Regions from separate parts of the Homo sapiens genome. Here region 1 is linked to region 2. Evidence: chromatin contacts called from ENCODE Hi-C or POLR2A ChIA-PET data. All regions are on one chromosome and are shown on one strand. Each heading gives the region's core, a stretch centred on a gene start or an enhancer-like site at or near the end of the contact. The rest is flanking DNA. Distances are from core to core; before and after follow the strand shown. Region 1 overlaps MEIS1 (Meis homeobox 1). Region 2 overlaps MEIS1 (Meis homeobox 1).

Region 1 (6,708 bases), core at 2,304-4,803, 74 kb after region 2:
CAGCACTTTGGCAGGCCAAGGCTGGTGGATCACCAGAGGTCAGGAGTTCGAGACCAGCCTAACCAACATGGCAAAATCTTGTCTCTACCAAAAATAAAAAAAATTAGCCAGGTGTGGTGGTGCATTCCTATAATCCCAGCTATTTGGGAGGCTGAGGCAGGAGAATTGCTTGAACCCAGGAGGGAGAGGTTGCAGTGAGCCAAAATTGTGCCATTGCACTCCAGCCTGGGCCACAAAAGTGAAACTCCATCTCAAAAAAAATAAATAAATAAAAGAAAGAAAGAAAGAAAGAAAATTCCTTTTGTAAAAAAGGAATGGGATCATGTTTGATTGTTAGAAAACCACCTATAATCCCTTGAGAAGGGATAAATGGGCTTGCAGCTAATATAAAAAATTTAAGCACTTTGCTATGTCATGAGAGAATGAATAGAAAAATAAAGGAAGATAGTCAAAATAGGAAATGGGCTCTCTGTGCTCTCATCATAACTATGCTACAACACTGTACACATAAAAAAGAGAAAAAGACATAACCAGATGAGGCAGAGAGGGTGAGCGGGTAGTCAGCACCTTCGAGTCATTTGGTAGATGAAAAAAGTGGTAAAGTTGATTTCTTATAAACAAATAAAACCCTCCCTATAAATCTAGTTTTGCTTCCCCATAACTTACCAGAATCAAACTTTTCTAGTCGCAATTAATAGGCAAGAGGTATTTTAAACCTTATTTTACCAACTGCAATTGTCACAAACCTAGTTCTCAAGATATCTGGAATACTTGGTAAAGTTTATCCATAATGCTAAGGATTATCTTTCCATATCTTAAGATTTACCAGTAACATTGATGTACTGAAATTCAAAGGCCAGACTACCCAATAGCTTCATCAAAAACCAAAGGTTATTGTGACCAGATGAGACCAGAGACACAAGAAGAAACTTTGTTAGTGGCCAAATATATTCCCCATCCTAACTTGGCTCCTGTGAGGAAATTCCACCTAGGACCCCCAAGGACACTCAACCTTAACCCAATCTGACCATCAAGAAGAGGTATGCCATTCAACCTGTAATCTTAACTGACACCACAAACTTCATTTTCTCACAGACACTTTAATGTGTGGTATAGAAGGAACATAAGCAGTTGTTTAAAAGGAATCCAGTAGACCCAAGGCCTTGTGGTAAGAATTTTATCAGTCTGCGTCCCTTCTCAACCATTCACTTCCTCATCACTGCCTCCTCAGGTAAAAGTAGCAGACCTGTGGAACATTTCAGAGTGATGGACAGTGGAAGGGAGTCCTATAAGAGTGAAAATCTTGATGGCCCACCAAGTTTACAATGCCCTCTGTCCTGACACAAAAGGGCAGCCAAACAGTCTTCGTTGTAAAATAAATATATATTTGGGAATAATACTAGATTCTCAATTTCTTGGAAGGCATCACTCACATTTAGAAATGGACACCAGTCCAGCCGGGCGCGGTGGCTCACGCCTGTAATCCCAGCTCTCAGGGAGGCAAGAGGCAGGAGGATAGCTTGAGCTCAGGAGTTCGAGACCTGCCTGGGCAATATAGCGAGACCCCGTTCTCCACAAAAAGACAAAAAAAAAAAAGACAAAAAAAAAAAAATAAGCATAACTCCCCTTAGAAATGGACACCAGTCCTAAGCAGAATCTCTTTTTCCACAGAGAAAAATTAATCAGCTGATAATGATGATGTGGTAATGACAGCAGCTAACACATACATAATGCTTACCATTGCCAGGTATGGTTCAAAATTCTATATATTAACTTGTTTAATGTTCTCAGCAGTCCTATAAGTAGGTACTAATACTACTTCCATTTTATGGGTGAGTTTAGGCTGTTCCTGTGTCCAAAAAAGTCAAACCATCTCACGTAGAAATCTGATTTATTAAAAGCCTGTTCTCCATGAGTAGAGACCAATATTGGGTTGCTTCCATTCTGATCCTACACTGAAGCCCCCTCATGCCTGAATATCACTAGATGGCATCAGGAATATTGAATGAGACAGCAGGTAACTCCTAAAGAGAGCAACATTGGGAAATATGTGTGTTCCAGACAGTTCTCAATTCAGGGGTAAAGGGAGAAACAAACACTGGACTACCAATTCCTTGAGGACAGGGATTGGTCTTACTCATTTCTGTCATCCCAGAGCTTAGCACAATGCCCTCTATACAGAAGGGTCTCCGTGAATGAATAAATGAATGCAAGAAATATAATGCTAAGCAGTGCCTGATCACTTTCTTCTAAAGATCCTTCCTCATATGTCATTCTGTATTCTCTCTTTCTAACGAGAGACAGAGAGAGAGAACTGGTAGACACATTTCAAAAATAAATGAACCAAAAAGATATCAGTTACTAGGTTACTTCTTAACCTGGTAAAAAAGAAAATTGTTGCAATTGAGAAACCTGACTGACTTAGGTCCTGTTGTTTTCTCACTCACACCCTGTCAGGCCTTAGGTTATTCTCACCTATGAAATAGAGACACCAATCTCTGCTCCACCATAAGGGTGGTGGTGTGAGGCTCACAAATGAACGAGGGTGGGCACATTTCAGAATCTGAATGCATGAAAAATGAGTTATTTGTTTGAAAAATTTCCCACCTAGCATTGTACCTGGCACATAGTAGATTTTCAGTAAATATATTTATTAAATAATGGAATATCACTGGGCATGGTGGCTCACACCTGCAATCCCACCACTTTGGGAGGCCGACGTAGGCAGATCACAAGGTCAAGAGATTGAGACCATCCTGGCCAACATGGTGAAACCCCGTCTCTACTAAAAACACAAAAATTAGCTGGGTGTGGTGTGTGGTGGTGTGCACCTGTAATCCCAGCTACTCGGGAGGCTGAGGCAGGAGAATCACTTGAAACTGGAAGGCGGAGGTTGCAGTAAGCCGAGATCACGCCACCGCACTCCGGCCTGGCAACAGAGCAAGACTCCGTCTCAAAAAAAAAAAAAAAAAAAAAAAGAAATATCAGACCTAAAGAGCCACAAGTCTCTGATCCTCTAAACTCCATTTCATAAGACTTCATTTAAGAGGCTCAAAATTGTCAGCGCCAACTTCAGTAGATGGAATAAAACCAATCTCAGGTAAATGCCACTTCAGGTCAGAGTTGGAAAAGTTACATCCAACTGCACATGAAAATAAATAATACTGTCAGCCTTATGGAGAGGCAAGACTCATGAGAATAAAGAGATGCTCAAGGTACCAGGATTGAAAAATCAAGCCAACAGGCCCCAACTCTTGCAACCCTCCTCTTTTTGCTCTTTCTCCCCAGCATCCTAGGTCACAAACCAAAAGAATGGCAGCGTCATTGCTGTCATTTTGCTCCTCTGAAATAGGAACCTGGATTAGCTTTAGCTGGCTGAAGCTCAACCCAGATAAGTCCAGAGCAATGCTGATAGGCAGCAGGAAGGAATTTGAGGAAGTGACAAGAAATGCCACGTCATCCATCACAAAGAAAGCTTTCCCACAAAGTGGCCTGGGAGCTGGCTACATAGCAATGGGGGCTTAGAAAGATGCAGATAAACACAGAAGTCTTTCCTAGCACCAGAATAGAGAGCCAACCACAAACAATTCATGCCCTTGCCACATCCTTCAGTGAGTAGTAGGAAGAATGTAGGATACCCTGCCTTCCACTTTCCCTGCTCATGCAGCCAAAAGGAACCTGAGCTTACATGTCCTGGGTGCCCTCCTGCTGCAGGGGATCAGGATGCCTGAGGCAGCAGACTTGCCTCTCTGCTCATTTCTACCACATCAACCAGAGAATCACCAGAAATCCTGAGGATGTGTTTTTTTGTTTTTTTGTTTTTTTTTTTAACAGAGATTCTAGGCTACAGTCTTTCTGTTGCAGGGAAGGGTATGTGCCATGTCAGAAATAAACTCTTCCTAATTTCATTCTCCAAGTAATGGACATCATAATAATCTGCAATGGCATCTGTCATTGCAAAGATTTCCACCATTCTTCACAAAAGTTTCATAGGAAAGTAGAAGTCAGCAAGCAGTTATTCTCCAAAGAAATGCACAAGTAGAGAAATGAGACTTAGCAAAGAAGACTGGAGAGAGTGGAACTCTTCTTTCCTATCGTTTTCTTAGACAGCAAGAAATTCCCTATTGATTATACATGTTATGACTTTCTGATGGTTTTAAAATTTCATTCAAAGGGTCTGTTCTCACAAAAACGTACCCAAGACTTGTCTATCTTCAGGAGGAAATTTGCACTTTGAAAAACAGACAAAAAGATCAAATCTTTTTACCAAAAATATATTCTGCATTATTAAATAATTCTAGTGACTACTTAAAAGGGCATATTGAGCTAGATCTCAGCCTGTACCTTCATTGGATAAATCACATAATATCCCAGTGTGCTAAATCTCCTTGAAAGAAACTCTGGCTTAGATTCTGCCATCTCAAATTGTCCCAAACTTCTATCTAAAGAGAAATTTTAGTCACTAGTATCCCAGAGGTTTCATTATGGCCACAGCTGTTAGTAGACCACATTTTCATCCTGAGTAGCCAGGGAAATATTTCAATGCAGTATATTTTTTGCTCAGAACTCTTTGAGAACACACCAAATAGGAAATAATTAGAATAACATTTACTTATCCTCACATATTAGCATTAAATTATTGGTTGTATTAGTGGCTTGCATTTACATTAAACTTGCAAATTATATAGACCCTTATTTCTATTCTATGAGCATTTGAATTTTTTCCCTGCATGCATATCTAATCATTTGCTTACCTCTTATCACTCCAGGAACCTAGAGTTCTTAATTCCATGGATTTCCACAGGGCAAGAATCTAGGCCACCGTTTATGCACAGAAATCAATTCAGCCATCACTACACTATGCATCAAAACAACATTTTAAGAGCAAAAGTTGAAGTCAGTGGCATTGAGCCAAAGCACCTCTCCTCTGAAGGAAAATGCAGTGAGATTTTTAAAGAGCAAATAGGGCAGGTTACCGAGCCTTACTGTCTCACCAAGAAATGGGGAATCCTTCATGGCCCGGGGCTTCTTGATTCAAATCTGGAGCTTAAGACTTTGTGCCTAAAGAAAAGTGCTGATTGCCTTATCCCCCAGTGCATTTCTGGAATGTCCCATGTAAATATTCACTGGATCAATTTTCTTTCTTTGCTCCTAGTGAGATCATATTAACCAATGACACTTTTATGTTTTTAATTAAAATCAAAAAGAGCATTTTGGCACCATAAGTCTATTGCATTTTTATAAGATCTTCATCTCTGAAACACAATCTTATACTAACATGACAGTTTCAAAAAAATCATATTATCATAAATCATAGAAACATCATTGGCTTCTTTTAAATTGTATTCAATATACTAACTACACCATTCACAAATTATAACAATCTATGCAAATGTACATTAAAGCCATAAAAAGCTTTTCCAGCATATCCTTTTCCCACAGCCCAAATAAAGGTAAATTAAGAAAATCTGGCAAAAGGCGTATATGTCTATTGCCATTTCCCACAGCAAATAGGGTGTTTTCCTCTGGGAATAAAACATTTTCTTTAAACTACTGTTTATAGCCCTTATCAGCTCAACTGCAATAGAGCCATCAAGTCCAATCTCTTGTGGAAAAAAGTCAAGGTCAACAAGTACTTGCATTTTTGTTTTTTCTTTAGCTGCAATTGCTACTGACATCCAATTGGGTAATAAACATGAGGTCTGTCAAATGTTCCCAAAGAACAGGTGATCCAAAAGCTATCTCAGCACAAGGCCATTGCCAGGTAATCAAACAATCTTGTTATAACAATTATGATTTGAGTACATTTATTTATAGATGCAAACATCTGTCAGTTCTGAATGAATATTGCCAGACAATTCCCACCATTGCGGTCATAAGAATGAGGAAGTACAAGAGGGCTCTTGCTAGAGTTACTCACCAACAATAATGTGTACCCTGATGAGCAGAGTACCATCCAAAGAAAAGGCTTTCTCCTCTTATCTTTTCTATTTAAAGGCAATTTTGTGTAGCTCAATACAACCATGTCCTTTACTATGCCAGCCAGGTTCCTGAGCCCAGTTGCCTTTCTCTGCCTGAAAACCAATTCTACGGTTATGTGTGCGTGTGTCTATTTGGAATTGTTGCATTATTCCTTTAAGCCAGCATGGTTGCTACATTCAAAAACACTCCATTTGAACTTGAAAAGTGCTAGAATTTGTTTAGCACGTTTAATCCTAAAAAGTCAGATAGATGTTTGGAACAAAGACCACATAGTTCTTTCCAATTCATCATGAAGCTCACTGATATCAACAGGAGTTATGCATTTGGATCTGGGCAGCACATGGCTCCATGCCATATGCAACTTACGGATTAAAAATAGAATCTGTTCCAGCTGCAAAGTAAGACATGTTAAACTTACAGCCTCCATTTGAAATATGAAAATTAAATCTACGGACTATGGCTAGTGTCTAAGATGATGACTCTGATCCACATAATGCAAACCTATTGCTTCCATTTCAGTTATGGAAAATGAGCCTAAGGTCTATTCTTGGGGCCTAAAAGCAATGCTTCCACTTCTCGCTATGTAACTTGTATTAAGATTCCATTATTTAGTGGAGCAATTAATGTTTTCCAAAGCTGATTCCTTCACTATCAAGAGCATCAGGAAAAATGGAAACAAAGTAAAGCTAATTCTTCTAAAAACACATAAACCCACATCTTGGGGAA
Region 2 (7,375 bases), core at 3,275-5,774:
AGGCAACAGAATGAGACAGGGTTTATATTTATATTTAAGTAAACATAAAATATTTACTTACATGTAACAGACAATTTGCCAAATTTGAGTTTGTATAACCTTATGGAGCTAAAAAAAATAGTGGTTTAGAATATAGATTTAAAATGATTATTAGCACAATGTAGAAGCAATAGCATGATCTAGGATAATATAGCAAAACTTCCTCTACTAATGAAAAAGCTAAAATAGGTATAATAATGTCTTCAAAGAACAGAAGTGTCTCTCTTTAGTTTAATAGATGAACCATTTTTCATTTAAATTCCAATTTTTCCATATTCACAAGAAGTCAATAAAATTGAATCTAACAAAACATCCCTTACACATTACTGAATAAATGTATCTATTTAAAGCAAATTCTAGTTTTCTGCCAATCTCTATTATAAATATGATGAGCAGATAATTTGTCATCTAAACTGGGACACGTTTGAGAGTGAAGAGGCACTGTTAACAATTACACTGGGCAACAGGCATAAACCATGAGCCTCCCAGGAAAGTGGGATGCATGGTCACCTTAATGATCAAATATGTTTTATTTTCCAAAGAAAGTTTCCCCCAAATAATTTAAAACCCCGTTGTGTTAGAATGGCAACCAGCCCCCATATACATCAGGTTTTTTTGTTTACTTGTTTGTTTGTCTTTGAGACAGAGTCTCTCTCTCTCTCTCTCTCTCTCTCTCTGTCACCCAGGCTGGAGTGCAGTGGTTCGATCTCAGCTCACTGCAATTTCTGCCTCCTGGGTTCAAGTGATTCTCCTGCCTTAGCCTCCCTAGTAGCTGAGATTATAGGCACCCACCAACATGCCCAGCTAATTTTTATATTTTTAGTAGAGACAGGGTTTCGCCATGTTGTCCAGGCTGGTCTCAAACTCCTGACCTCAGGTGATCTGCCCTCCTCAGCCTCCCAAAGTGCTGAGATTACAGGCATAAGCCACTGTGCCTGGCCCTAATCAGGTATTAAAGAATCTTAGCTCCATATTGGAGTACCTTTGAGCTCCTTCCTTTCTCTAGGATCTTGCCTGTAGTTGCCTCAGTTCTCCAAGTCTTCAGCAACCATAAACCTCTAGACCTGGAGTCTCTGCTCATGTCAAGAGAGGATATCTCAAAATTTAGCTTGATTTCTAGTTCCGTCTGGTTATGAAATTAGGCTATAGAATGGCACAATGAAGATGATTTGACTTGAATGGAGGCTTGCATGCATCCTTGGAATGTTCACTGTGACCTCTGTTTTAATGAGTAAAGCTTGAAACCTAAGCTCTATGTAATAATATATGTCAATATGTAACCTGTAGACCTTTAAAATACAAATGGAAACACACTTAAAGGAAAACAATCTCTCGAATAAAGACAATAACATTAGCAAAATGACATCTTGGAATCTGTCAAATCTTTGAAAATGCTTATGGTCATCTAAGTCATTTCGAGGGAACTTTGTGCATTTTACTGCTGAGTTGCTGGATTTCAGTGTGACTATCCTTTTTCTTTTTCTTTTCTTTTTTTCTTTTTTTTTTTTTTTTTTTTTTTTTGAGATGGAGTTTCACTCTTGTTGCCCATGCTGGAGTGCAGTGGCGCAATCTCGGCTCACAGCAACCTCTGCCTTATGCGTTCAAGCGATTCTCCTGCCTCAGTCTCCCAAGTAGCTGGGATTACAGGCATGCACCCCCACTCCCAGCTAATTTTATATTTTTAGTAGAGACGGGGTTTTTCTATGTTCATCAGGCTGGTCTTGAACTCCCAACCTCAGGTGATCCGCCTCCCTCGGCCTCCCAAAATGCTGGGATTACAGGCGTGAGCCACTGTGCCCAGCCAACTTTCCTTTTCTTTGAACATCACTCGTAATTATCACAGTCAAAACACTACCCAGTGGCGGGGAAAGTGAGAGCAGTGTGTAGTGAGAAGAATATGAGAACTGAGTGGGAAAACTGCCACTCACCGGCAAGTTTTCTAGCAGTGTTTAGGTGCTGAAATTGGGATGATCGAATGAAAAGTGCTTTCCAAATTATACAAACCTAAGACAGGTCTTTGTTGCTATACTGTCATTCCCAAAAATACTTAATGGTACCAAAACTTGTATATGAACGCTTATAATGGTAAGAGATGAATATCAAATGCCCATCCACTGATAAATAGGTAAAAAAAAGATACCTTATATCCATACAATGGAACATTGCTCAGCCTTGAAAGGGAATGAAGTGCTGATAATACATGCTATGACATGGATGAACCTTGCAAACATTATGCTTAGTGAAAAAAGCCAGTCTCAAAATACCACGTATTCCATGATCACATTGGTGAAATGTCTAGAATAGGCAAATATAGAGACAGAAAGTAGATTAGTGGTTGCCAGGAGCTGTTGGAGAGAGAGACGGAAGTATAAAGAGGGGCAATAGCTAAAGGGTACAAGGCTTCTTTTTAAGGTGGTGAAAATGTCTTTTAATTGACTATGGGGATGGTTACACAACTCTGTGAACACACTAAAAACCATTGAATTAAATGGGTGAAATGATGGTTTATGAATTATATCTCAATAAAGCTGTTAAAAATAAGTACATTCTAGTGGACTGGAAGAAGCACTGGACTAGGAACCAGTCCTAGCCCTGCCTCTAATTAGCCCTGAGCCTCATCTGTCGTATGATGCATAAATTCCCTCCCTCCCAGGATTTTTACTTTATGGTTCTGTAGCATAGGGTTTCTAAAATTTTAATCCATGCTCCCTTTTGACACATCAAAAATCTTATATTCCTTTGTTATTTGCAATTTCAAAAGAAATAGCATGACTAAAAACAAAATTTAATTCTCGATATGCTTTTTAAATACTATATTCACTCAAAATGATTGTGACATGCTTCTTATGTGCCCCGCTACCCCCTCTCTGCGCCCCCTCCCACCCCGCCCCAAGTCCTGAGGATAGGAATCTCTGCCATAACCTACTATACTTTCCTTTCTGTAAACAGTATTGTCAGGTAACCAGCCAGGGGGCTGAGATCCTATATCTTTTTGTACATGTTCAATTCTTTCCATAAGCTTTTAAAACATCCCCCTACCCACTCCCCGGCCCTTTCCAAGTACATCTGAACTATGACCCAAACTAGCAAACAAACAAAGTCAACCACTGCAGATGTCCTAGTGATATAGGCCAACAAAACCCTTCAACCAGACAACAAACCTCAAGACTACTGGTTTGCATTTGATTTAGTTAGCATCCTAGAGTAAAAATACTGAAAACTTACATGCACGTGTGTATGTGTGTATAATTATATGGTGCATTAACTTCCATCCGTAGGCAACATATTGTTTTTGAAAAAAAAAAAAAAGTGACTTTATCAATATTAAGCCAGATCTCACCAAAGGCAGGACATTTATTTTTGAGCTAAGTTACATGTAGCTCCAATCATCTCCCCCAGACCTGGAGGAGTTAATGTGTTTGAAAAAGGAAATACTTTTCCCCTTCTTCAACCATAGGATCTAATCTTGTGAGGCACTGGTTAGTTAAGAGGGTAAAAAGGAAAAGAAACCTCTCAAATATGTCGGAACAGATTAATATTCTTTTGTTTATTTGTTATTGTTCAGGCATCAGGAGCATGAAAGAGTTAATTATTTTCCATATTAAGGGGTCAGGCTAAGAGCGTTGTAAGAATGAAAATAAAATAGACAGGAAAATATTAATGATTTATGAGGGCATTGAACAGGACAGCCTTATATTTGCCAAAGTTACAGGCATCCATGTTGTTGTAGGTTTTTTTTTGTTTTTGTTTTGTATGTCCTCTTTCCCCTTGAAAATCAAAAACGAAGCAGAACATAACCCTCAGCGTCTACAGAAAGCTCCTCGGCGTGCACACACTGGAGCAATGCAGACCGGATCTAAGACCAACGTTTGCCCTCGGAAACACTTCCTTCCCCCGAGCCCCTGGCTCCACTCCATTTTTCAAGAAAACTGTTCTATTCAACCAGGAGGCAACATTTGCCCCATTTTTTAATATTTCAGGCTGACTTTTTAACCACTCAAAAATGCTGTTTGTTTTCTGTAGGCACAGCCTGAAGCCAGATGATGATGTAAGTGAGAGGAGAGAGAGGGTCTCTCTGGGTACTGCGCTTCCGTGCTTAACGGTTAATCACCCAACACCAGCCTCAGCAACTGTTGACACAAAATAGGTGGAGATCAGGTCTGTGCAAGCAGAAAATACCAGAAAGGCAAACTATATGTAAACACACTTAAGACATATTTGACAAGAATAGACCTAAACCTGACTTGCTAGGAAACTACTAATGTCTAAAGCTTCAATGCCCCTCTTAGCCGAGTTTGTTTCCCCTTACAGAGCTTCCTTTGAGAAGATGAAGAGTAACATTTTAAAAACTAAAATACATTTACAGAAGACAGCTGAGACATTTGTCCCCTTGATTCACATAGTGAGTTTCAAATCTGCTCTTACATACAGGATTTATGGAATGTAATACGGTTCTTCCACGTATGCTTGGAGTGGAGCCAAATGAAAGAGGGAGGGGGGTTTGGGGGGTGGAGAGAGACGAGAGAGAGAGAGAGAGAGAGAGAGAACACGTACACACAACCACAATTCAAAAAGTTATTTCTGCTGACCTATAAAACTCATGCAAAGAAGCAAATGGATAATGCTTAAACAGTCTTTTAATCTTATCTAACTGACACCTGACAACCCATTACTTATAGATTATTAATGCATCCACTAAAAAGTTTGTCATGTTCAAAATTACTGGAGAAAAAGATTGAATGCCTGAGGAAAAAACAAATTTTGCTGTACAATAACTTCAGAAATTTCGAGCCTATTATCTGTCATGCCCTTCATAGACTCATAGCACACTGCTAAAAACAACTGATTTATCTTTATTATGAATCCTAAAATGACAGCACACATCTTTTTCATGTCTTGTGATAATGTTTAATTTCATCTAGTTTTTATTTTACAGTGTTTGATTTGCTTATGTAAGATGAGGAAAGTTACAACTACAACTTTTTAATTAATTTCTCTGTTTGTCTCCTTATCAAAGTATTTTTTTTCCTTCCCCACTCCTAGGATAAAGCTGGAATGAGAGTTTCAGAGCGCACACTTTACTTCTCTTTGATTCACATTATTACACAGTCTAGAATATTACAGCTAAAAGAGTCCTTTGAGTCCTGACTAATTCGTCCTACTTGTCCATTTTAAACCAGAGGACACTGTCGCCCAAATCCAAGGAGTAGGGATGAGGGATGAAATGTTTTGATTGCAGCGACCTGTCCCTGCATTTCCCCTTCCCATACTTGCCCTGTGTAAATTTTAAATTGTCATGAGGCTTACACCTTAGCCACCTATGGATGAGGCGTAGCCAAGCTCTTCCCCCTTGACCGTGACACCTCTCAGCCCCTCATCCCTATGCCCTCTCCAGGGAAATGGGAGTCAAGTCCTGCCCCATCGGGTTGCATGACCCACAGCCTGTTGTTTGCATTTCTCTGACCAGATACTTACAGACACACTGAAAACAAGAAGACTGGCTTAATTAGGATTTGCAACAAGTTGTGCTGACCTGCATACCATGTTCAAAGTCAACCTCCGTTGTCACTGGTTTCATTGCCTTGAAATGAATCATGGATATTCAGAAACATTGGGTCCCTGCTGGGTAAATCAGTCTCCCAACTCACTCAACTCTGAGCCTCACTTGAACCCCAACCCTACAGGGTCCCGACATAATTCCTCAGGTTGTACCAGCTGGATTGCAGCTTCCAGCTAGTGTCTTGTCCTCCTGAGAAGCTCAGCAACTGCCTTTGAATGCTGGCTGGAGGAGAAACAGTGGTTACACAAAACCATATTTGGACTTTCAAATCCACCCTTCCTACATCCTAGACCTTCATTTCTTTTCTCACCTAGACTTAGGGCCCCATGGTGGAAGGGGCAGGGTTTTTCCAGCCAGCACAGTGTTTCAAAGTGTACTCTTTCATAAGGAGCTTTCGTCTTTAACAGTATTAACGATGTGATTTTATGCAGTGGGGAAAAGCTCTGAGTAAACTTATGGTGTAAAACTTACAACAAAGTATATTTAACAGACTGCAGAGTCATTTTCAAAGAAGATTGTTTGTTGGAAATTTTTTAAATCTGAAGGAAAAAAAAAGCAGTGTCTCTGTTGAACTCTTAAGACTCTCTGACATGACAATACCTGAAGGTTTCTAAATTCACAGCTCTTTTCCCTGCGAGCTATTTGCTCAGCTTTCCTAATAATACCCTGCCTGTCTGGCGCCCCGCCAGCTCTGTCTCAGGCAATATGCAAGCTAAACATTTTTTGACTGATTTCAATATTTTCTTATGAGCAACTAGACAGTATTTTATCTAGTGAGTATTACTGATTGCTATAATCTAAGCCCAGAGTAAGCGTCTGTAAAGGTAATATTATTAGAATTGACACTCAAGGTGAAAAGCATAGCAATTAACCGAGGCTTGAAGAACAACAACCCATTCTGAAATATTCTGGGGAGTTCTTCCATTTATATTTCTCCTTTTTCTTTTTAATATACCGCACCTGTTACTCCATTGATCAATTAGGAAGTCTACTTTAAATGTAGGTTACACTTCAATTCTCAAGGGAAAAAGTTAAACCACCTGCTTAATACAATTACTTTCTATGTGTGAAGCTGTTCCATCCCTAGGTGATTCCTAGGCAAGGAAAATCACCATACAGCCCACACTTTAATTTTGTAGTTGAATAGCAAACAAGTGACCCAGAGCTTCTTGCATCGTGTACTGTTTTTTTCTTTTTTTTACATCTGTTTTCCTTGCTTTTGTGTCATACCTCTGTTTAACTTTATTGACAAAACAATCTGTGTCTAATATTCAAACAACATCTGTAAAATGTATTATTAAATTATGTTGGAAGAAAAAGCAGAACAATTCTATGAAACCCTATGACCCCTATTGATTTTTAGATCACAGAAGTTGAAAGGATAATTTGTGAATGTTTTAACATTTACATCTAAACAGGTACCTATATTTATAGAATCTTTGATTATTTGTAAAAGTATTTGCTATATTATTACCATAACTCAGAAAGAAACTTGACCTTTAACAGCTGAATCTGTTTATTATAATAAAGGAGATCTTATTTTTAAAAAATAAGTTTACATTTTTACTTGCCAGTGGCATAAATCTCCAAGGATAACATACTTTTTTCCCACTCATAATAAATGGGAAGTGATGCCTGAATGCTTTGCAGCTTTGAAAGCAATAAATGAAATAACTAGGAAAATCTGGTATGAGCACTAAATCTAAGAAATGTAGAGTACCATAGTTCTGAACAGTGTCATCTTGGCTGCTAGGATGGAACCTGGAATTTTATATG

What was found. Hi-C counts contacts between places; a loop is a spot of excess contacts on that map. ChIA-PET counts read pairs that join two places held with the same protein, here RNA polymerase II (POLR2A). Pooled maps may share reads with other maps.
Region 1: a loop to region 2 is called in a map of endothelial cell of hepatic sinusoid, with 2.8 times the contacts of the local background. The contact joins two enhancer-like sites. A Hi-C loop is called at or near these places in 4 of 168 maps with a recorded cell type or tissue (PC-3, aorta, ascending aorta and 1 more) and 3 of 50 pooled maps. POLR2A ChIA-PET finds 5 or more read pairs at or near these places in 2 of 52 experiments (K562 and MCF 10A).

Annotation. Positions count from the first base shown.
Region 1 is chr2:66,478,121-66,484,828 of GRCh38, reverse strand. All of the region lies in intron 7 of MEIS1 (Meis homeobox 1), which reads right to left. Among named protein-coding and RNA genes, the nearest start is that of MEIS1-AS2, 41 kb to the right of the region's middle. Within about 2 kb of position 3,553, at least 6 of the 41 ENCODE cell types and tissues checked have a DNase peak (open chromatin) inside an H3K27ac peak, as active enhancers do.
Region 2 is chr2:66,552,465-66,559,839 of GRCh38, reverse strand. All of the region lies in intron 9 of MEIS1 (Meis homeobox 1), which reads right to left. LOC124900511 (a long non-coding RNA gene) reads right to left here. Exons shown (of 2, transcript XR_007086610.1): 1 at 4,469-7,375; 2 at 1-4,169. Among named protein-coding and RNA genes, the nearest start is that of LINC01798, 18 kb to the left of the region's middle. RefSeq lists an enhancer at 3,414-5,232. Within about 2 kb of position 4,524, at least 7 of the 41 ENCODE cell types and tissues checked have a DNase peak (open chromatin) inside an H3K27ac peak, as active enhancers do.